Linked DNA regions of Homo sapiens: region 2 is linked to region 1. The links are chromatin loops, found by intact Hi-C in ENCODE. Cell type or tissue: HepG2. All regions are shown on one strand. Each heading gives the region's core, and the rest is flanking DNA. Links, peaks and the distances in the headings are about the cores only. Region 1 holds the start of LOC107986018 (a long non-coding RNA gene). Region 2 overlaps SLC25A26 (solute carrier family 25 member 26).

Evidence for each region. A loop is a pair of places that touch in the nucleus more often than their neighbours do. Peaks named below come from ENCODE experiments on the same cell type or tissue, not always from the same donor. Only the 100,000 strongest peaks of a DNase experiment are listed, where the experiment ranks them.
Region 2: a loop joins it to region 1, with 5 times the contacts of the local background. A loop is called at or near these places in 2 of 110 quality-filtered maps.

What each region holds. Positions count from the first base shown.
Region 1 is chr3:65,777,930-65,790,039 of GRCh38, forward strand. All of the region lies in intron 1 of MAGI1 (membrane associated guanylate kinase, WW and PDZ domain containing 1), which reads right to left. It overlaps LOC107986018 (a long non-coding RNA gene), which reads right to left and starts at 4,683. Exons shown (of 2, transcript XR_001740441.2): 1 at 3,399-4,683. In HepG2, for the core only: a CTCF peak has its summit at 7,347 (motif pointing right); a DNase peak (open chromatin) is centred at 7,352.
Region 2 is chr3:66,230,495-66,242,604 of GRCh38, forward strand. SLC25A26 (solute carrier family 25 member 26) reads left to right here. Exons shown (of 10, transcript NM_001379210.1): 2 at 6,050-6,206. Among named protein-coding and RNA genes, the nearest start is that of SLC25A26, 16 kb to the left of the region's middle. In HepG2, for the core only: a CTCF peak has its summit at 5,972 (motif pointing left); no DNase peak of the experiment used is centred there.

The DNA of each region.
Region 1 (12,110 bases), core at 2,703-10,702:
AGTTCTATTAGAGAGTGTGGTAAATCATGATTAAATAGGTATGCATAATAATTCATATGGTGGGCATCATTTATTCAGACATCAAATACTTAATGAGTACATACATCATATTAGGCCATTTTAGATACTGTATTCTTTAAAGCCCCACAACAGCCATGTGATACACAGTTTACAGCACTAACTTAATGAAGAAAATATTAATTTAAAAAGAAAAGTTCGGCCAGGTGCAGTGACTCACGCCTGTAATCCCAGCACTTTGGGGGGCCAAGGCTGGCGGATCACCTGAGGTAAGGAGTTCAAGATCAGGCTGGCCAACATGGTGAAACTTTGTCTCTACTGAAAATACAAAAATTAGCTGGGCATGGTGGCGGGTGCCTGTAATCCCAGCTTCTTGGGAGGCTGAGGCAGGAGAATCGCTTGAACCCAGGAGGCAGAGGTTGCAGTGGGCCAAGATAGTGCCATTGCATTCCAGCCTGGGCAACAAGAGTGAAACTCTGTCTCAAAAAAAAAAAAAATAAATAAATAAGTCTTTTGAGAAATGCAGGAAGGGTTCAAAGGGAAGATAACATTTGTTGAATATCCAGCACATTCCAAGCCCCATATAGTGCCCTTTACATATGCAATCTGTGTCCTCACTCCACACCCAGAAGATGGGGACCATGACTTCAATTGCACAGGTGAGGAAACAGCAGTTAAGCAACTTGCCAGGACCACTCAGGTCAAAGAGCCACAGTTCAAACTTAGACCTACCTGGCTTTTGACTCTAGATTTCTGCCCAACTTCTTAATATTTGCCAAACAGAAAAATACTAAGATGACTGAAGCCAGTCAAAATGTGTCTTCACTTTTAATGACTTTTAAAAAGACAACTCGCATCTTGGATCAAGTTCCTATTAATAATTTTCCAAAGATTCCAATATACTCCAGAGGTCCTCAACCAGGGACAGTTATACCCCCCAGGGGACATTTGGGGATGTCCAGAGACATTAATGGTTATCACAATTAGGAAGGTGCTAGTGTCATCTAGGGGTCGAGACCAGGGATACTGCTAAATAACTTGCAACACACAGAACAGCTGCCTGCTCCCAAACCCCAGACAATGAATTATCCAGTCCAAAATGTCACCAGTGCATAGGAAAAGAAACCCTGTAGCAACCCACAAAATGAAAATTTTTTGACTTTCCAAAAGTTGTACTTTGCTTAGTCATGCTCTAGAATTCCACAGGAATAACCACTTAGCCTCACTCATTTTTTTTCTTCACTATTAAGTTTACGCTTCAGTACACATTACTGCCAGTATGACCTCTTCCATCACACCCAGGGCTCTGGCAGCGTTAATGTGAGTGGCCCTCTTCTCCATGTAAATGTGCACAAATAGAATATTCTGGTCTCAAGAGAACACAAGCAAGTCCCAAATTTGCTTCTGGAAGGGCTCAGCCCAAGGTAAGAAGGGCCGGGAGGGGACTATATCAGATGCCATACACTAAAGCACTCAACTTTTTTCCAAAAATAATTCATCTTCAACCCAGCAATGCAGTTTTCTTTGCCTGTGTGTTCTTGCATAAGGAACTGTGAGATGATTTAAAAAGCAAACTTTAGAAAGGTAAAGTTGAATCTCAGAACTTTCTAAGACCAAGAATTGCACAATCGCTTGACAGATTTATCCCCTAATTTGATAGCCTCTGCCCCTTCCCAGAAAAACTCAACTAAAGATTTATAAGTCTACTTAGATGAAAAGTTCTCCTGTGGCAACACAAGGCTTCTTTTAAAGTAACAGTCTAATAGTCTAATGAATTTTATTCGCACCATGGAGAGAAAGATCTTGATTCCTTAAGGTCTCCAAAAAAGATCTATCTTTGGAAAGTGACGAGTATGCTGTTAAGCAAAAGCAGTAGCAAGTAACTCTAACCTTTTTCTTACCAGCTAGTTCCTGTTATCGATTACATGTGATGGGAACATTTACTATCATGAAAATAACAGCACTAACAAAGAAAAAAAAATGACACTTGTAACACAGTCCTTAGTTTCCTAACACATTTGACAAACTTGAAAAGGGGGTGGTCCTGAGATCTGAGAACATGCTATCAATTTTTTGGGGGGGGAAGGGCAGGGGGGACATCATCTCACTCTGTGGCCCAGGCTGGAGTGGACTGGTGCAATTACGGCTCACTGCAGCCTGGACATTGTGGGCTCAGGTGATCCTCCCACCTCAGCCTTCTAAGTAGCTGTGGACTACAAGTATGCACCACCAGCCCTGGCTAATTTTTGTACTTTTTGTAGTGACTGTGTTTTGCCATGTTGCCCAGGCTGGTCTCAAACTCCCAGGCTCAAGTGATCCCCCCGCTTCAATCTCCCAAAGTGCTGGGATTACAGGAGTGACACATCACGCCCAGCCTATGCTGTCATCTTAAGATATACTGATTAATTTCAGTCAATGCTTAATTCTGAAATTACCAACTTGGCCTAAATACTTGCAAAAGCACTGAAGAAGATTTAAAGCAAAAGTTCTATAACCACAGTACTAAGGAGATTCAAACGACTAACAATGAGGTCCAAAACTATTGAGAGAAGAGCCCTGGAGAGCTAACTTGCATATGTATTCACAGAAAGTCTCAATACTCAAACTCAATATTACACAGGGTCAGAAATGGTTAACAGCTGACTTAAAGTTTCCTCTTTGAGTGAAGAATCCATTTTTGAAAAAAAATTTTAACATTAAAAATAAATCATTACTTTGATCCAACAGATGAATAAGCCCCCTATACAGTTTATGCTCATTTGCAGACTTGATTATAAAAAACGTAGGAAAATTAAGGAAGGATGGCCACCACATTATCAACCATGGGTTACAGAAGGGGGTTGATGAGAAGGAAAAGAATCTAGCCCACATGGGGCAGAAGAAGGGATTTGCACTGCTTATGGTATACTATGTAAGGGCCATGACTACGGGTGATTTTTCTGTTTTATGTTTCACTACTTTGCATATTGTATTTTTTAAAAGTTTGGATGGGCTGGGCATGGTGGCTCACGCCTATAATCCTAGCACATTGGGAGGCCAAGGCAGGCAGACCAGTCTGGCCAACATAGTGAAACCCCATCTCTACTAAAAATATAAAACTTAGCCAGGCGTTGTGGCTCATGCCTGTAATTCCAACTACCCAGGAGGCTGAGGCAGGAGAATTGCTGGAATCTGGGAGGCGGAGGCTGCAGAGAGCCAAGATCATGCCACTGCACTCCAGCCTGAGTGACAGATCAAGATTCTGTCTCAAAAAAAAAAAGAACAAAATTTAAAAGTTAAAAGTTCGGATGGAAAACAGAATAGTACCTGCACACAGAGCCTTCCCAAACAGATACTGACACAATACAAGATATCTGACAGCATTCATTGAGTATACTTACATGTGCTAGGCAGTAGTTGCTAATGGCTCCATTTGATCATCTGAACATTTGATTGTTTCATCTTCGCAAATGCCTATCTACCTTGATCAGGAAATGGATAGATTTTTTTTTAAGTTCCGGAGTACATGTGCAGGATGTACAGGTTTGTTATATATAAACACGTACGTGGTGGTTTGCTGCATGGAATAGGTTTTTTAAAACTAAATACAGTAGTGGTTTGTTTCACAGAAATAGATTCATTTAAAAAATTATTATACAAATTATATAGCAACTGCCGCTTTTCAAAGACCAAAGATATAATGAAATTGACTTGACATTAAACTCGTATTATAGATAATTCAGTTTTCATCTCATGGCTGAGAGGCCATTACAAGATCCTAAATAGCTTCTGGCCAATAATGGCAACATCTATAATAATAACAGCTACCACGGAAGAGATTTGCTAAAGGTTTCTACTGATTCTCTCATTAATCTCCATCACCCTGACTCTGCAACTACGCAAACACAGAGAGTACAGGCAGCTTTCCTGAAGTCAGTCAGTGGAAGTCTGAACCATCTGACTGGGGAACCCCCCCTCACTATAAACCTAAGATTGTTCTGTAAAAACAGACTCGCTGGTAAACAGAGGGGTCTCCTGAGCAGATTGGTAGATTTCACTTTCCCATATATTCTGGGGGATGGCATGCATTTCATGTCCATTTATCACATGTCCCAAGTCTAGAGACCCTAACTATCAAAGGGAAACACTTGTCAATCACAGATTGTAGAAATTATCATTAGTAAGCATAATAGGCAGAATAATCACCCCAAAGATATCCCCATCCTGCTTCCCAGAACCTGTGACTATGTTACATGACAAAGGGGAATTAAGGTCACTAATTATGGTGACCTTTAAATAGGATTATCTGGGTGGGCCCAATATAATCATAAGCATCTGTAAAAGATAAGACTGTAGATGAATGGCACAGAAGGATACAACGTTGCTAGCAGGCTTTGAAGATGGAGGAAAGGAATGTCCTTAGGTTGGAAAAGTCAAGGAAACAGATTCTCCCATAAAGCCTTAGGAAGGGAACACAGCCCTGTGACAACTTGGTTTTAGCCCAGCATCACCAGTCAGAACTGTAAGATAATAAGTACATGTGTGTTAAGGCACTCACTTTGTGAAAAAGTGTTACAGCAGCAAATAAGAAACTAATACAGGAAGTAACTACTGAGTTATTGTTCCTAACCCTTCTGGACCAAAGGAGAATAAAAACTATTTTTTAAAGTATATGGATTTCTTAAGCAAAAAAAAAAAAAAAAAAAAAAAAAAAGTTAGATGAAAGGTTCATTTTTCAACACTGTAGCTTAGGTATAAACATAATATACTGAAGGACTCTGTTTAGTCAAGTTGATTTGTTTTCAGGTGTAATACCTACAACAGTTAACATCTACTGAGCTTTTAATATGTTTGCAATATAAGTGTTATCTTATTAAGTCCTCACAACCTTTGAGCCAGACACTATTAGTACTGGGCCATCTGTGAAAAGTCATTTCACAGATCAGAAGCCTAAATGTAAGAGCTAAATTATTAAACTCTTAAAAAAAAAAAAAGAGAAAAATCAATTTCATGACCTTGAGTTAAGCAATGGTTTCTTAGATATAATCCCAAAGCACCTTTAAAAACAAAACAACAACAACAAAAAAAAGAAGAAAAAAGAGAAGTTGGATGACATCAAAATGAAAAACTTTGGTGTTGCAAACAACACCATCAAGAAAGTGAAAAGGCAACCTACTGGGGGAAATATTTACAAATCACATATCTAATAAGTGTCCAGTGTGCAGAATGTATTAAAAAAAAACAACTCTTACAATTCAACAACAAAAAGAAAGAATAGGACAAATATTTTAACAGATATTTCTTTAAAGAAGGCATACAAGGGACCAATAAGCTCAGAAGCACATGCTCAGCATCATTACACAATAGTGAAATGTAAATCAAAACCACAAGACACCGCTTCACACCCACTAGGATGGCTACAATCAAAAAGGCAAAATAAGGCAAGGCACAGGGGCTCACGCCTGTAATCCGAACACTTTGAGAGGGCAGGTGGGAGGATTGTTTGAGGCCAGGAGATCAAGACAAGCCTGGACAACATAATGAGACTCTGTCTCCAGAAAGAAAAAAAAAAAATTTGTCTTGAGACAGGGTCTCACTCTGTCACCACCCAGGCTGGAGTGCAGTGGCACGATCAGAGCTCACTGCAGCCTCAATCTCCTTGGCTCAAGCAATCCTCCCACCTCAGCCTCCCCGAGTGGCTGGGACTTCAGGCGTGCATCACCATGCCCAGCTAATTTTTTTTGTATTTTCAGTAGTGATGGGGTTTTGCCACGTTGCCCAGGCTGGCCTCAAACTCCACGGCTCAAGCAATCTGCCCACCTCAGCCTCTCAAAGTGCTGAGATTACAGGTGTGAGCCACCACACCCAGCCTGTACCAAAAAAAAAAAAAAAAATTAATTTTAAAAAAAGTGCAGGCCAGGTGTGGTGGCCCTTGCCTGTAATCCCAGCACTTTGGGAGGCCGAGGCAGATGGACCACCTGAGGTCAGGAGTTCGAGACCAGCCTGACCAACACAGTGAAACCCCATCTCTACTAAAAATACAAAAATTAGCTGAGCATCGTGGCAGGCACCTGTAATCCCAGCTACTCAGGAGGCTGAGGCAGGAGAATCCCTTGAACCTGGGAGGTGGAGGTTGCAGTGACCTGAGATTGTGCCATTGCACTCCAGCCTGGGCAACAGAGTGAGACTCCATCTCAAAAAAAAAAGGTGCAATAACAAGGAGTAATGAGCACACAGAGAAATTGGAACCCTCATCATTGCTGGTAGGAATGCAAAATAGTACAGCCACTTTGGAAAACAGTCTGGGAGTTCTTCAAAAAGCTAAACATGGAGTTACCACATTCCTAGGAGCAATCCCACTCTAGGTATGCATACAAGAGAAATGAAAACATATGTCCACACAGAAACTAGTACGTGGATATTCATAGCAGTATTACTCATAAGAGGTCAAAAAGTGGAAACAACCCAGATGCCTATCAACTGATGACTGGATAAAAAACATGTGGTAGGGCCAGGAGCGTTGGCTCACGCCTGTAATCCCAGCACTTTGGGAGGCCGAGGCAGGCGAATCACGAGGTCAGGAGATGAAGATCACGGTGAAACCCTGTCTCTACTAAAAATACAAAAAATTAGCTGGGCGCGGTGACGGGCGCCTGTAGTCCCAGCTACTCGGGAGGCTGAGGCAGGAGAATGGCGTGAACCAAGAAGGCGGAGCTTGCAGTGAGCCGAGATCGCGCCACTGCACTCCAGCCTGGGCGACAGAGCGAGACTCCGTCTCAACAACAACAACAACAACAACAAAAAGAAAAGAAAAAAAAAAATGTGGTATAGTCAAACCACGGAATAATATTTGGGAAGAAGAAATGAAGCACTGATGCATGCTACAACATGGATGAATCCTGAAACAAGATAAGGTGGAGTAGCACATCACAAAAGACCACATACTTTACAATGCCCTTTAGATGAAATGTCCAGAATAGGCAAATCTGTAAGAGATTTGTGGCTACCTAGGGCTTGAGAGGGTGGCGGTGGAGGGCAGAGAAGGAAATGACTACTAATGGATATAGGATTCCTTTTGGAGAGGGCAGAAATGTTCTAAAATTAGATTATACTGATAGTCGCACACGCTGTGTATCTATTAAAAATACTAAATTGTACATGTTACATGAATAAATTGTATGACATATTAGTTATATCTCAATACCGCTATTTAAAATGTGATTTAACTTCTGTATCCCATATGTATTCATGAGTTACTTACTAAGTAATTTTTATTTAAGGAAGTAGGTGTTTTAAGAAGTATTTGTAGGAGAAGCATATATAACCACAAGAGGGCGCTTTCCTCACAGCTACAGAAAACCGAGTGTCTAACATACAGGGGTCCTATTTACCAATTTGATTTCATTCTTCCCCCTTTTCTTGGACGGAATGAGGTATTAGTATGTTTCATACAACACATTAAAGACAATAGTGTCACCAAGGTTGGTGACAGGTTGAAAAATCATGACTTATACACAGATAAAAAGTAAATGTTTAAAATTAAACTTCAGTAACAGAAACTACGGATAATGTTGCACTGCATTCATTTCCTTCACTTCTTGTCATACAAGAGGTTATACAAACTTATTTGTTTAGGATAAAATTCAGTGAGATAATATAAATCATCACAGGAAATGAAACATGTTATAAATACGTGGTCTCTGGTTCTCTGTTCTATCTCTAGCACCTGGAACCATGTCTAGCATAATTGGCACTCCATAAATATTTATTAAATGAATGAGATAAATGAATGAATGAGTGAAATCAACATTTCTTAAATTTCAGAAAAAATTTCACCTACCTTGGAGACTACATCAAAATATTTCTTTTCACCCATACCAAACATCACAATCATTTCACTGAATAACTATCTCTGAAACAAGTTCACAGAGACATTGTGTGAAATCAAGTGTAATTTTTTAGGCCATGAATCCTTCCCGACCTCCCCCTTATTCCTGCTGTCATCTTAACTTTTTTTTTTTTTTTCTTGAAACGGAGTCTCGCTCTGTCACTCAGGCTGGAGTGCAGTGGTGCAATCAGGGCTCACTGCAACCTCTGCTCACTGCTGCAACCTCTGCCTCCTGGATTCAAGTGATTCTCCTGCCTCAGCCTCCCGAGTAGCTGGGATTATAGACGCCTACCATCACACCCGGCTAATTTTTATATTTTTAGTAGAGATGGGATTTCGCCTTGTTGGCCAGGCTGGTCTCGAACTTCTAACCTCAGGTGATCTGGCCACCTTTTCCTCCCAAAGTGCTGGGATTACCACGCCCAGCCAATCATAACTTTTTTTTTTTTTTTTTTTGCCTTGAAATCAACAACTCTGAATTACTTCCAGTTTGCATTCTGTGTATTGAGACCCACACCAAACTGAAGTGTCACCCAGGCTGGCATGCAATGACATGATCACAGCTCACTGCAGCCTCAACCTCCTAGTCTCAAGTGATCCTCCCACCTCGGCTTCCCAAGCAGCTGGGTCTACAGGCATGCGCCACCACACCCAGCTAACTTACTGTATTTTTTGTAGAGACAGGGTTTCCCCATGTTGCCTGGTCTTGAACTCCTGGGCTTAAGCAATCCTACCACCTCAGCCTCCAAGAGTGCTGGGATTACTAGCATGAGACACCACGCCTGGCCCAAGAATTTTTTTTTTTTTTTTTTTCTTAAACAGAGTCTTGCTTTGTCACCCAGGCTGGAGTGCAGTGGCACGATCTCCGCTCACTGCAAGCTCTGCCTCCCGGGTTCACGCCATTCTCCTGCCTCAGCCTCCCTAGTAGCTGGGACTACAGGCGCCCGCCACCACGCCTGGCTAATTTTGTTTTTGTATTTTTAGTAGAGACGGGATTTCACCGTGTTAGCCAGGATGTTCTCGATTTCCTGACCTCGTGATCCGCCCGCCTCGGCCTCCCAAAGTACTGGGATTACAGGTGTGAGCCACCGCGCAAGACCCCAAGAATCTTTTAATGCTGACCAACACATCTCTCTCATTGTGTTACCTTTTGTATTCCTACTTAATGTTTTTCCATCAATGCACCTCTTACTAAGCCACAAGCACACAACATTTCATTAGAGGAAACCAGATTCTTCTCCTATCTCATGTTTCAAGGGGTCTGACATCAGACTAATTTATGGAACAACAATAAAACTGCCCCTATTTCCTCCCCAGAAGCCACATTCAGTTACAAAAACTTTTACTCTAAGCTCAGTCACAACAAAAGTTAGGCATGGAAAGGCAATCTCTGAAAGGTTTTTCATTTGGGATGTGATGAATGGGTGAAGGATGAGCTTTTACAGACACAGGGCCCGGTCATCTTTAAGACACCTCGAGTTTATAAGCCACTGGAGCATTTTCATAGCAACATAGTATAAAAGAAACCGGATCACCAAATGATAAACTCAACTTGAAAAGTCTTCCTCTGCCGTTTTTTTAGTGAACAGTCTACTGTCAAAACAAAGATGTTATGTTTAGTCGGTTCTAGGCAGCCCAGAAACTTTAAATAGAATGCCAAAACACATTGTGTTTGAGTGACAAGGGAACTAACTCTCACACATCATTCACTCATATTCCTCAAAATTACTCCGTGTAACTGAGGGCTATACTAGATGCTGGAAATATAACAGCAAGCAGGGCACATTCCCTGCCCTCTGGGACTGCACCGCCTGGTAGGCCAGATGGACAAATAAATGAGCAATAATAAAACAGAGTAGACTGTCAGGGACAAGTTCATGGTGTTATGGGAACACAGGGGTTGAACATCTAATTAGCCTTGGGTGGTTAAAAATAACTATAAATGGATATGATAACACCGCTGAATGTTAGGAGCCGTTAAAATATGGGGAGAAAGGCATATTTCTCAGAAAATAATAGCCTGTGCCAAGGACTGAAGACATGATAGCTCAGCAAGTTCAAGAAGTAAGAGAGAGCTCAGGATGGTTGAAACCAAGCATGGAAAGTGACGGGGTTAAGAAAGTAAGCATGAGCCAATCAAGAAAAAAGTTTATTTAGTCTTGATCCTTAGGGAGTCATCCCTGCAATGGCCTGCAAAGTTACAGGTTGCATTTTTCCTCTTCCCCCACTTTTACTAGACCTTTCTAGGTTTCCTTGAGGTCAAACCAGAAGTCTCAGAAGTAATTAACATAAATTGAAACTCAACTGTGCCCAAGTAAACTCACATAAAACAATGATGAAAAAATCTCCAAAAGCCCATGAGGGCAGGACTAGCAAGTCACACATATGTTACAAGTGCTTGAAGGTTTTTCGAATGTTTTTCAAATGCAGTTTGTCCTGGGAATCACACAATGATCCCACACGCTTTCTCATCCCAATCTTACAAATAATAATTTTTATTTAAAGGAGAATGGACTAGCCAAGGTCTTGAACTCAGGAACAGAACTCTGGTCTAATTCCAAACATCATTTACTTGCCACCATAACAGCTGCTTCCTTCTGGAAGCCAGTGGCTAGTATGTACCTACATTATGACCACTTTCCCCTATGCATTTTAGATTATTCATTTCAAGCTATTCTAGGGAACTGCTCTTGCAGTTCTATGCCCAAGTTCAATCCTAACACACCCCATCACCAGCTGCGTTGCAGAGGTCTGCTCACAGTTCAAAGTTTGGCTTGCACTCAAGACCCTCTGTGGCAATAAAATCATCTCTACGGTAGCTCACTCTAAATTACTTCCAGTTTGCATTCTGTTTATTGTGACCCACACCAAACTGAAGTGTCTCAGAAAGCATTAAATAAATCAGTGTTCAGAGAAATGAGGCAGCCTCAAAGGAAAATAATATTAGCTCAATACTAGCCATAAATCAACCATTATGTGTGGGAGTTGCTCAGTGAAAACACAAGGAAAATTTAGAGAAGTTTATTTATTCCCAAAGCCCCAAGCTCACACAACAAACAAAAAATTAAAAATAAATAATGAGGCCAGGTATGGTGACTTTTGCCTATAATCCCAGTGTTTTGGGAGGCCAATCCAGGAGAATCCGTTGCGGCCAGGAGTTCAAGACCAGCCTGAGCAACATAGTGAGACCCCATCTCTACAAAAAAAATGTAAAACATTAGCCAGGCTTGGCGACACCCACCCGTAGTCCCAGTTACTGAGGAGGCTAAGGCGGGAGGATTGCTGGGGCCTAGGAGGTGGAGGCTATAGTGAGCTATGATCGCACCACTGCACTCCAGCCTGGGTGGGAGTAAAACTCTATCTCTAAAAAAATAACAAACAAATGATAATAAATAAATAATGACCAAAATGTCCAGTCAGTGGGGAAGAAAGGAAAGCAAGTACATAAAGTAGTAAGATAGTGCCACCAGTCCTGTGGTATTCTTCCCACCCCCACCACTCCCAAAGGATGCTTAACGTTCCCCAGTCAAGAGCTCCTCTAGGCTGTAATAAAAGCCCTTGAAAATCATACCGGGGTGGCCAAGAGAATGGCATAGACCCTGAAATCTCCCCACTACATTCTACAGTTCCAGGACAAGGAACATTTTGCTTGGCTATAAGGCCCCTCAGTTCCAAACATTACTGAGTATCATTTAATCCTTTAGCCAATTCCCATTTTACACTTGAGGCAGATGATCACCAGAGAAGTTAGGTAAGTTAAAGTTAATTGGCCAGTCTAAGGAAAATTCAGAAATAAAATCCAAGTCTCTGAGCCCAAACTTACTGAGCCACTTTAAGTATTAAAGGACAGAACCGAAGCACGTAAAGTGGCTGATTTAGCCGGGATCTCCCTCGCCCACGGCCCTATGGCTGCAATTAGGGACCTAAAACTGATGAGCACTAGGTGGGGTTTATGGAGGACTCCCTAGAAAAAAACAAAACAAAAACAGAAACAAAAAAAGTTTCCTTTTCAAAAGTCCTTGAGCAATATGCAATCTCAATAATTTGGACAAATTTTCCTGTCTTTGTTCTGTTTTCCACAAAAAGGAAGCATTCTGCACACAAACAAAAATCTCATAGTCCATGAGATAAAGCTCTTGCCCAGAGTGCTCAGGATCAGAAACATTATAAGCAGAATCAGTAATGATTATTAACGTATTAAATGTATTGCATGTCTTTTACTTCA
Region 2 (12,110 bases), core at 1,509-9,508, 450 kb after region 1:
GGAGACAAGGATAAGAAGGGAATTTTAGGCCGGGCGTGGTGGCTTATGCCTGTAATCCCAGCACTTTGGGAGGCTGAGGTGGGCGGATCACCTGAGGTTTGGAGTTCAAGACCAGCCTGATCAACATGGAGAAACCCTGTCTCTACTAAAAATACAAAAAATTAGCCGGGCATGGTGGCTCACGCCTGTAATCCCAGCTACTTGGTAGGCTGAGGCGGGAGAATCAATTGAACCTGGGAGGTGAAGGTTGCAGTGAGCCGAGATCGTGCCATTGTACTCCAGCCTGGGCAACAAGAGCAAAACTCTGTCTCAAAAAAAAAAAAAACAAAAAAAAACCAGAATTTTAGACTGAGAGAAAAACCTAAGCAGAAGCACAGGAATGAGAAGTTTTAGGAAACAACTGGGTGCAGTGGCTTATGCCTGTAATCCCAGCACTTTGGAAGGCCAAGGCTGGTGGATCACCTGAGGTCAGGAGTTCAAAACCAGCCTCGCCAACAGGGTGAAACTCTGCTTCTGCTAAAAATATAAAAATTAGCCAGTCATGGTGGCATGTGCCTGTAGTCTCAGCTACTCCGGAGGCTGAGTCAGGAGAATCGCTTGAACCTGGGAGGCAGAGGTTGCATTGAGCTGAGATTGTGCCACTGCACTCCAGATGGGGTGACAGAGTGAGACTCCATCTCAAAAAATAAATTGTTTCAGGACGTGTTTGAGATGTTCGAGTAGTCAGATTGGTTGAACACTCCAAGGTCTATAGAGGGTGAAGCTTCATGAAGCTGCAGAGGAGGTAGCTTAGGGTCAGTAGGTTGAGGTTCTTAGTTACCGTTTGCTGAGTGGCTTCTATATATCAAGTACAACCAGTAAATTAGAGATTTTTTTTTTCCCCAGGGGAAGCATGAATTTTGAATGGCTTAGCTTTTATATATTTGTAATATTCATTACAAAACTTGAGCAAATAAAAAATTAACAAGGTTGTTTAAAAAATTAATAATTCTTGTTATTTAAAATTGTTAAAAATTATTTAAAAATTAATTGTTAAAAAATTAACAAGAAATATTATTAACAGTAGTATTTCTCATCCTGAATCTCTTTCCACAGAGGCAATAATTTCTAGCAATTTACTGTTTATGTTCCAGACTTCTAATTATGCATATACAAATAGTTACACATTTTAAAAGATGGGATTATATAGCATATATTGTTTTATAGCTAATTTGATTAATTTAAGAATATAGTGTATGTTTCTGTGCCAATAAGTATGGGTTTACCTCATTTTTTTTTTTTTTTTGATTAGAGACAGGATCTTGCTCTGTTGCCCAAGCTAGAGTGCAGGGCAGTGGCGTGATCATAGCTTACTGCAACCTCAAACTCCTGGGCCCAAGTGAGCATCCCACCTCAGCCTCCCAGCAGCTAGGACTACAGACATGAGCCACTGCACCCAGCCTACCTTGTTGTTTTAAAGGCTATGTAGCAATTCATTATTTGTGTATAGCTTAATTTACTTAACAGGGCCCCAGTGGATGGACTTTTAGGTTGTTTTCAATTTTTTATTATTACAGAAATGCTGTAGTAGACATTCTTGTATATTTGTGCATTTATTTCTGTGGAAGAAATGCTTAGTAATAACTGGATCAAAGGTTTGATAATTTAAAATGTTCATTTTGCCAAATTGTCCTCCAGTAGATTATGGTAATGTTTTCGTTAACAGTGCCTGTACCCATTCTTCATATTTTTAATTTTTTTCTAATTGGGAAAACATTTTGTTTTTATTTGATAATGACAGAGAATCATATTTTCATATTTTTGTTAGTCATTTATATTTTTCTTTTGGGAATTGCCTGGTCCTGTCTTTTGCTATTTTTGAAAAAAATTCAGTGTACCTTTTTAAGGTTGATTTGTAGTGCCTTCTAAAATATAGATAGTAACCCTTTATTAGAGCCATTGAATGCCTCCTATTAATATGTGCTGGTGCTGGAAACATATTAGTAAACAAAACAGATATAGATCTTGTGGTTTAATTGGACTGGTACTGAACAAATGGTCAGAGGCAAAACTATGTAATTAAAATTGTGTTCAGTGCTTGGAAACAACAAGATCTAAACCTGAACTGGAGATTAGGGGGCATCTGTACAAACTCCTTGAAATGAGGAAGATCAGATGATTTAGAGGAAAAGATCCAGGTGGAAAGAAAGGACTGAACAAAGGGCACATAGTGCGAGTTTTGGGAGTTGGAGGGGCTCCAGAACCTCCAGAGCCTGGAAGGCTGTGCTAGGATTTTCTTCTTCATCCTCGGGGCTGTTGGAAAGTTTGGAAGATTTATAGGCTGGAGAGTGGCAAGATGAAATTTGGATTTTATGAAAATGATTAGTACAGAGAGGCAGCGAGCACTGCAGGGAGAATGAATGGGAAGTGGGGAAGACGACAGGTATGTCAGAAAGCAGAGGTGGCAGTTCTGCAGTGAGGAAGATGGTGGTTCAAGTCATGGGTGGCAACTTCATGGTGGAGGAAACCGAGACTGTCGGGAATGTTTCCCTTGAGAAGCCATGTTAATGTTATGGCTGGCTCTTCTTAGCTGTCGTTTAGGCCAGTGGCCTCTATTAATTTTGCTTAGTTACATTACACAGATGGTTTGGTTTTGCCCTAGAGGGGAGCAGCAATGCTGTTTTTATGGTGTGCCCTCCTCCTTTTGAGAAAAAAAGTTTTATAGCATGTAATTCTGACCTATAACTTCTCAGAGTAATTGCAGAGCACTAATTGGGCACTTCCTCTCTACAGTCTGCCAACACTTCATACGTTTATTAACTTAAGGTAGAGACATGTATTTTATCTATAAGATATTGAGGTCTCGATACATTGTGATGCTGTAGCAAGGTTTGCTGGTTATCTGGGTTATGTCCTATTTCTTTGGATTTTTTTCTAGTTAGAACTTTTCGGTATAAGCTACCATAAATTATGAAATGAATCACTTGCCTGATAACTTTCTGATAGATGATTATAGCAAAATAACATTTTCAGGCTAAAGAATAAAAGAGTTTGATGGAGTTCTTTATAATTAGGTTGTTACTGGCTTATATATTTTTTACATAATTACATACAAAACAATATTGATATAGGCATTCCTTAAGGATTTTGTTTAAATCTGAAATATGTGGTTGTGTGGATAAATATATAGGTATTCTTATTCTTCAGGTTCTCTGTTAGCTGTTTTTCTTTTTTTTCAGTCGCATGAATTTAAATGACATTTGAGTTATATAGAAGTTTGAAATCGATAGAAGCGTTTAGTAATCCTTGAGTGATGTTTTACCAGACAAGTAAATTGAATCTGGTCATTTTTTTCCTCAGAAGATAATAATTGTGATGAAAGAAGGGTTAGAGAATCAATACATGTAAGGTAGCCAACTAGATTGAAAGAGTAATTATTGATTAAAATTTAGCAGTAGATAGCACTTCTCTGAATTCTCTCCTAAGATTAAAGAGAAAATTAGAGTGAAGTGCAGCATGTTTTTAAATAATCTAGTCGCACGAGACATTTTCGCCAGGGTTCTATTCTCTCTGTATTTTGAGAAAACGAGGAGGCATGCAAAATATTTGCCTACCAAATTATTATTAGAGATGAGTCTCCCTGTGTTGCCCAGGCAGGAGCGTGGTGGCTATTCATGGGCATAATCATAGCTCACTGTAATCTCAAATTCCTGGGCTCAAGCGATCCTCCTGCCTCAGCCTCCCAGGTAGCTGGGATTACAGGTACATACCACCATGCCCGGCTCTACTTACTGAATTTTATAAAAATCCTGAAACAAGAATTAAGAAGAGTTTTGACAATTGGCCTTTTTACTTTCCTACATTACTTGTGAACTTTTTCCCATGACTTAGGGAAGGCCACCTTTATATCCAGAAAGAAATCCCACGTTATTGGATATTCTTTTGGTACTACTTGGTTTCTCTACTGGCACATCTCTGTGCCCTTTTGGGTGACGTCTTCTTAGGTAATTTGCAGATTAGAACTTCAGGGTCTTTGGGCTTCTTTAATGTCTTTGGGCTGATCATGAAGTATAGTATTACTATTTATAGTAATGTACTTGTCTAGTGTAAATTAATTTTTAATAATTAACCTGTGCTAGTTAATTTGAAAATAGGTATTGGATTTATCATTAAAGTATTTCATTTTTCAAGTTAACTCCTGGGATGGTTTTATGGTGAGCGGTAAGTAAAGCAGATAGTATTTGCTAGGTACCAAGCTTTGTAGCATTGCACATTTTGTAAACTCGAAGGATGGAAACAATCAGTTTGAAGTTCAATTGTATGTTTGAATAATACTGATGATCTTTTTTTCCTTTGTCATGAAATGTATAGTTTAAAAATGTGTATTTTTACTTTTTGAATAGGTAATGTATTTACATGGTTCTGATTTCAAAATATAGCAAAAAATAGCAATTTAGTTAAAAAATTACTATGTAGGAAAGTTTCCTCTTTATAATGCCTCTGCCTGCCTGCTGTAAACTGACTTTGACTCACATCTTTAAATGATGCCTTTAGATCTGGGTGATCTTTTCGTATCAGAACAAACGTTATGTTTTTGTCTTTTTCACTAGTAAGTAGTGCATCTGTATTGACATTTTTGAGACCCACATTTTGAAACAACTAATGATCCTTGTGAATCTAGATCTGTATTTTAATAATCACACATGTAAGGATTCATATGTATTAGCCTTTCTTTGATGCTCTTCGTGTTCATATTTTGTCAATTTCTGTTTTCTTTGACTAAGGTGTAACGAGTTTAAAAATATTCTACATATTTGTCACTATAATCATGAGGTACAGAGTTAGTTCTTAATCAGTTTTTTCCCCCCAAAATCCATTTAGCAGAAATTAATCAGTTTTTAAAGTACAGCTTCCCCAAAGCAACATGGTATCTCTTGGGAGATGACTAGTTTGGGCCAGATTTTAATTTCCTTTAGGAATTTAGCTCTTAAAAAAATCAATTTATTCACTTGATTTAAAAATTATCAAGGAATTTTCAAATACATTTAAAGCAAAGAGAATACTGTATGAGTCCTTAGATGTGTGATTATTAAAATACAGATCCAGATTCACAGAGATTATAAGCTGTTTCAAAATTCCAGTCTGAAAGGAGTCAATTCGGATTCACTGCTTATTAGTTAAGACAACAATATAACATTTGGTCTGACGTGAAAAGATAAATCGTTAAAAAAAGTACAGAATAGTGCATATTGTACATCATCTTTTCTTTTTAAAGAAAATGAGACTATATGTTCATACATGCTTATATATGTTTAAAGTAACTTTGGAAGGATACAGCAAGAAACCAATAAAAGTGGTTTACCTGAGTTATTAGGAACAAGATTGGAAGGAGACTTTGAGCTCTTTACCTTTTTTCTGAAGTTTATTTGTTGTTCTTGTTGGCTATTTATTTTTAAGAGACAGGGTCTTGCTCTGTCACCTGTGCTGGAGTGCAGTGGTGGGATCACATCTCACTGAACCCTTGAACTCCTAGGCTCAAGTTATCCTTGTTCCTCAGCCTTCCAAGTAGCTGGACCTACAGGCATGTGCCACCATGCCCAGCTTAATTTTTTATTTTTTGTAGTGATGATGTCTCACTGTGTTGCACAGGCTGGTATTGAACTCCTGGCCTCAAGTGATCCTCCCACCTCTGCCTCCCATACTGCTGGGAGGCATGAGCCACCACATCTGGACTTTTTTTTTTTTTTTTTTTTTTTTTTTGGCTTTTTGAACCATGTGAGTACTATATTAACAATGAATTTAAATTTTGTTTAAAAATTTTTTTATTAAAAATTGATTTAAAAAGAAAATATAAAATTTACAACTTAAAAATATAGCACAATAATGGCTATTTTCCCAGGAAAACTTGTAGATTTAGGCTGACGGTCCTTTGTGCCGCAGAAGTTGTGGACTGAAAGGAATGAGAAATGTGCTTTAAAGACTGTCTTCCTATCTTCGCCCCCAAGTGGCCGAGAGCTTATTTTGTTGTAACCTTTTTTTTTTCTTTTTCTTCCCTCTTTTTTTTTCAAAGGCTGGTGGGGTAGCAGGTGTTTCTGTTGACTTGATATTATTTCCTCTGGATACCATTAAAACCAGGCTGCAGAGTCCCCAAGGATTTAGTAAGGCTGGTGGTTTTCATGGAATATATGCTGGCGTTCCTTCTGCTGCTATTGGATCCTTTCCTAATGGTAAAAAATTATATTCTCACTTCTGTAAAGCCAAGATAAGATGGGATTTTCAGAATGGTGTGTGGTCTTACCCCCATAGAATTCCTTGTGTGTTGAAGCTTATCTTCTGAATTTCCTTCTTTAACCTGGTGTCATTATTATTTTTTATTTATTTTAGTCACGGTCTCACTTTGTCGCCCAGGTGGGAATGCAGTGGTGAGATAATAGCTAACTGCAACCTTGACCTCCTGGGCTCAAGAAATCCTCTTGCCTCAGCCCCCTAAGTAGCTGGGACTACAGGCGTGCACCACCATGCCCAGCTAATTTTTGTACTTTTTGTAGAGAATGGGTTTTGCCATGTTGTCTAGGCTGGTCTTGAACTCCTAGGCTCAAGCAATCTGCCCATCTTGGGCTCCCCAAAGTGCTGGGATTATAGTCGGCATGAGCCACTGTGCTGGGCCTAACCCATTATTTTTGAATCAGATAGTGTTATAGATTCCATTTCAATATATTTGTAGTAGGGAAAAAAAAAGCAATCTTTTAAAAATTGTTTCTGTTGTTAAAATTTCCAACTAGAATCCTTAAAGTGTTATTTTAATGCTGTGATTCTTCAGAACAATCATTCTCAACTTTGCCTGCACATTAGAATCTACTGGGAAGCCTTAAAAAATACTGATGTCCTGTGTCATCCTAGAAGTTTAATTGGTCTAGGCTTCGCCTGGGTATTAGGAGTTTTAATAACTTCCAAGGTGACTCCGCTGTGAAGCCAAGTTTGATAATAGCTGCTTTGGAGCATCTTAGAGAGCAGGTGAACCTAAGAGGCATTACACATTTCTATCCTAATTAAATTGCTCTTACATGATGCAAGTGTTTCTCACTAATGTTCTCCTGGATACTGTCCTTCCAATGTCTTTTGTTTTGGTTCTGAAGTCATGTGACTTATGACGCTCTTACTCTTTAGTCAATGTAATCTGTTTTGTTTAATCTGCTTCTTGGTATACTGTTTGCAGATACTTATTTTAATTGTTTACTGTTGGATGCCTCTAGTGGCATTTGAAAGTAAACTAAAGCAACAAAACAAAAAATCACCATATATAAGACACACCCACAAAACCACAGCTCTAGAAGATTCTTAAATTCTGGGGATTGCTTTTGTTTTTCGCAGGATGATTCATGAGAATTTTTTTCTCTTACGTTAACCTGACATTTAAATGTTCATTCTGTGAGCATAGCATTCACATAAAGGTTTGTAGTGCAAAGAGAAAAACAGTATTTCTGTTTCTTTTTTTCTCCTGCCCTTCCCCATCCCCCAGCCATCATTAGAATGGCAAACTGTTTTGGTCATCTTTCGATTTTTGTGTATGTTAATACTCTGAGTAATTGTAACAAGTTGTTAAGTGAGCATCCACTCCATGCCAAGCATAGTTTTAAGTACGTGAGAGGGGCATGGGTTCCCCAATTTGTCCACTTTGGAATCACCTGATTACTGAAGAGCTTAAACAAATACAGTTGACCCTCGAACAATTTGGCAGTTAGGGGTGTCGATCCCCTGTGCAGTCAAAAATCAGAATATAACTTTTGACTCCCCCAAAACTTAACTACTGATAGCCTGCTGCTGTCTTAATGATAGCATAAACAGTTGATTAACACATACTTTGTGTGTTAAGATATGTATTAACACATGTTTATGTGTTTTATTATTATTATTATTATTTTTTGAGATGGAGTCTTGCTGTGTCACCCCCCAGGCTGGAGTGCAGTGGCGCCATCTCTGGTCACTGCAGCCTCCACCTCCTGGGTTCAAGCAATTCTCCTGCTTCAGCCTCCTGAGTAGCTGGGATTACAGGCACACGCCACCACACCTGGCTAATTTTTTTATTTTTAGTAGAGACGGGGTTTCACCATGTTATCCCGACGTCACGTGATCTGCCTGCCTTGGCCTCCCAAAGTGCTGGGATTACAGGTGTGAGCCACTGCGCCTGGCAAATGTTTTATATACTGTATTCTTACAATCAGGTAAGCCAGAGAAAAAATACTAAGAAAATCATAAGGAAGAGAAAACGTATATTCAGTAAGTGGAAGTGGATCATCATAAGGTCTTCATGTTGAGTAGGCTGAGGAGGAGGAGGAAAAAGAGGACTTGGTTTTGGTGTCTCGGGTGGCAGAGGCAGAAGAAGTAGAGGAGGTGGAAGGGGAGGCAAGAGAAGCAGGCTCACATAGTGTAACTTTATGGAAATTTATCATAGTTTCTGTCTCACCTTTTTGCTGTTTCATTTCTCTAAAAATGATTCTTTATGGTACCAATCCTTTCACCATTTGCTTTAGTTTCAATGCCCATATTGTATAGAAGGGTCCTTGTCATAAAGGAAGTCAAAAGCAGTCTTTAATAATCAGAACCTTTCTGCTCGATTGTCTGATGTCATTTTCTTTTCTGGCATTCCTTCTTCTACATCTTCTCCCTTGTCATTTGACACTGGTTTGGAAGCACTCATCTCCACCAAGTTGTCTTCTGTTAATTCCTCTGGTGTGGTGTCTGTTAGCTCTTGAATTTAAGATCTATGTTTTGAAACCCTTCATCCCCAACCTTTTTTTTTTTTTGCCACATCCACAATCTCTTTTATGGTTTTCTTGATTGGCTCTGTCATGAATACTGTGAAGGATTTGCCTACTTCTCTTCTTACTGATAAATGTCCTTGGTGACATTTTTCTTTTCCCAGAACAGGGCACTCTCATCTACATTAGAAATCTATTCAGGCAGATGTCCTTTCTGCTCAATAATTTACTTAATGGCAGCTGGGAACTTGTTTACTGACTCATGGATGGCAGAAGCTGCTTCTCCTGTTATCTTGACATTTTAAAGCCAAATCTTTTTCTAAAATTATCAAACCATCCTTGGCTGGCATTAACTTCTTCAGCTTTAGATCTTTCACCTTCCTTTTGTTTGATCTTGTCATGAAATGACTTTGCTGTTTCTCAAATCATTTTAGAGACAGTAAGTATGCCTTTATTATAGCAACCCTTTACCCACATGAAAGCTGCATTTTCAAAACAAGAAAAAAGGTACTTTGCAGGAAGTGTGAAGTTTTCATGCCTGCTGGCATAGCTGCAGCGATGGGTTAATGAGTTTCCTTTCTTTCTTTTTTTTTTTTTTTTTTTTTTTTAACAGTGGATTAAGCTGGATTCATTCATCTTGAAATGGCTGGCAGCCACAGCTTCAGGTTTCAGTCTGTGGTACCTAACAAGCAATTTGACTCTCTCTTGTAATGTCATGACTCCTTTCTGCTTCTTAGGAGCTTTCTTGAAATGTCATCACTTCCAGCATCACTAGTGGCACTTCATCTGGGTCCTGTGGTGTTATTCAAAGTTTGTGGTATGGCACTAACCACGACAAAAAATACATAAGAACTGGGAGAGATCCTTTTGCTCTGTGATAGGCAATTTATTGCGGCCATGAACTGCTCCTGTGGAGATAATTAGTGTCACGTGGCATTTTAAGTGGATACTCCGCAACACCTGAACTCACTATAATAGCAAGAGGAGGTGGCAAAGAGGTTACTACAGTAGTATAGTATGTGCTACAGTTAATTTTGTGCAGTTATGATTTAACACTATACATTTTTTTCCCCCTGAGACCAGGTCTCACTCCGTTGCCCAGACTGGAGTGCAGTGGCATGACGTTGGCCCACTGCAACCTCAACCTCCCAGGCTCAGGTGATCCTCCCACCTCAGTCCCAAGTAGCTGGGATTACAGGTGTGGGCAACCACACCTGGCTAATTATTTATTTTTTTGTAGAGATGGACTTTCTCCATGTTGTCCAGTCTGGTCTTGAACTCCTGAGCTTAAGCCTCAGCCTCCCAAAGTGCTGGGATTACTGATGTGGGCCACTGTGCCTGGCCCATCTTTACATTTGTTTACATTTCTCTTAACTATGAATGATGTGCTATATGGTTTGTGTTTGTAAGTTTTGATGAATTTTAACTTTTTATATTTTATGTTAGTAAATGATAAAATAGGCTAGTATCTAAATATATTTTATGTATTCATGACAGGGCTAGCCTTTTCTTTTCTTTTTTTTTTTTTTTTGAGACAGAGTCTCACTCTTTCACCCAGGCTGGAGTGCAGTGGTGCGATCTTGGCTCACTGCAAGCTCCGCCTCCTGGGTTCATGCCATTCTCCTGCCTCAGCCTCCTGAGTAGCTGGGACTACAGGCACCCGCCACCACACCCGGCTAATTTTTTTGTATTTTTAGTAGAGACGGGGTTTCACTGTGTTAGCCAAGGATGGTCTCGATCTCCTGACCTCGTGATCCACCTGCCTCGTCCTCCCAAAGTGCTGGGAATACAGGCGTGAGCCACCGTACCTGGCCACCTTTTCTTAATTTTTTGGTATTTCTAGGCTATGTGGTTCATCTATAAGTTTGTTCAAATTATCACGAATCTCCAAAAATTTTTCCAGTATATTTATTGAAAAAAAGCCATGTGTAAGTGGACCTGTGCGTTTAAACCCGTGTTCAAGGATCACCTGTACTGCTGCTTGTCACCCAACCCTACACATTGTGACTTAATTGGTCTGAGGTGTGGATTGGGCATTGGATGTTATAAAAAAAATCCCAGGATGATTCTTAAATTCAGACAAGTTTGAGAACCTCTGAACTAGGGAATTGCAAAGAAACATGTCACAAAGTCCCTATCTTTTGGTCACCATTTTTTATGGTGTCTCTACACTCATTCTTCTAAAGATCCTTTTATCTTACATATTGCATAGAAAGATTATTTTGGGAAGATGTACAATTAGCTGTAGTGCGTAGGTTACATAGTGATGTCATTAAGATCACAGGTTTTACATTCTTCCCTCGGGAGTTTACATATATAATGTGGTTTTGAATTATTAGTATTATTTTTGCCATCCATGAAACTTCAGTGAATGGGAGATGCTAGGGAAAAGTCAGAGTACCAGGGTTCAAAAATAGCCTTGTTTTACTGCCAAGTTTGAAAGAATTGGACTTTTGTGTGTGGTGTCTTTTTTCTTTTGCTATTGGTTACGGTTTTAATCTAAGTACAGAACTTCACTGTAGTTGATCATCAGTGGATGTGGATGTTTTTGTAAACCTATGCTGCAGGAGTGAGGGGTTGGGGTGGGGCTAGAGGGAAACAAAGATGGAAAGAGGTGAAGAGAAGACCATGTTTAGGAGCCTTAGTCCCTATTTTGAAGGGAATGTAGAGAAAGCATAGCTTTTTTTTTTTTTAAAGAGCCAGAAGGAACTATAGGCATCAGCTAGCCCAGCCCCTATTCTTTGCTTTAACTTGTTCAGCCCCCAACTTGGAACCTGACTGTACTGACATTTGCAGTTAGTAGAGGCCTTCTTGGATGCCACCTGGAGGGTGGAGGGAGGTTTGGAACTTATATTCTTAAAGAACCTTTTATGTTACAAAAGAAGCCATAAAGTCAGATGAAGTTGAGGTGGTTAACCATGAAATGGAGGAAGTTTTACCACTGTCTCTCTCCCTTTTCTTGGGGGTTAGGAGGGTAGGATGTAGAGTGGCAGAACTTAACAGCTGAATGCAATTAGAGGTATTATAGCTGCACATTTATTAAGTGGGCTGAAGTGGGAAAAATCACATGAAGAAACACAAATGGGAATAGACTTGTGTTAACCAGGTAAAACTACCTGAACTGGTCATTATTCATTCATGGACAGAGTGCCTCTTCATTTAGCCTAGTGTATATTTGTTAGCACGTGAAGATCCTTTACAAGCTTTTGTTGACTTTGGAGAACTGATTTTCACCATCAAGCTGTTTTCCTTAGTGTTTCAGAGTTAGTGACATGTTCAGATGCCCTTCAGAAGATGAATTTGTCATTCCTTTATCTCTTGTGCCTTATCTTTTATCCAACTGATAAACATTTTTTGGTTAACAGTACATAG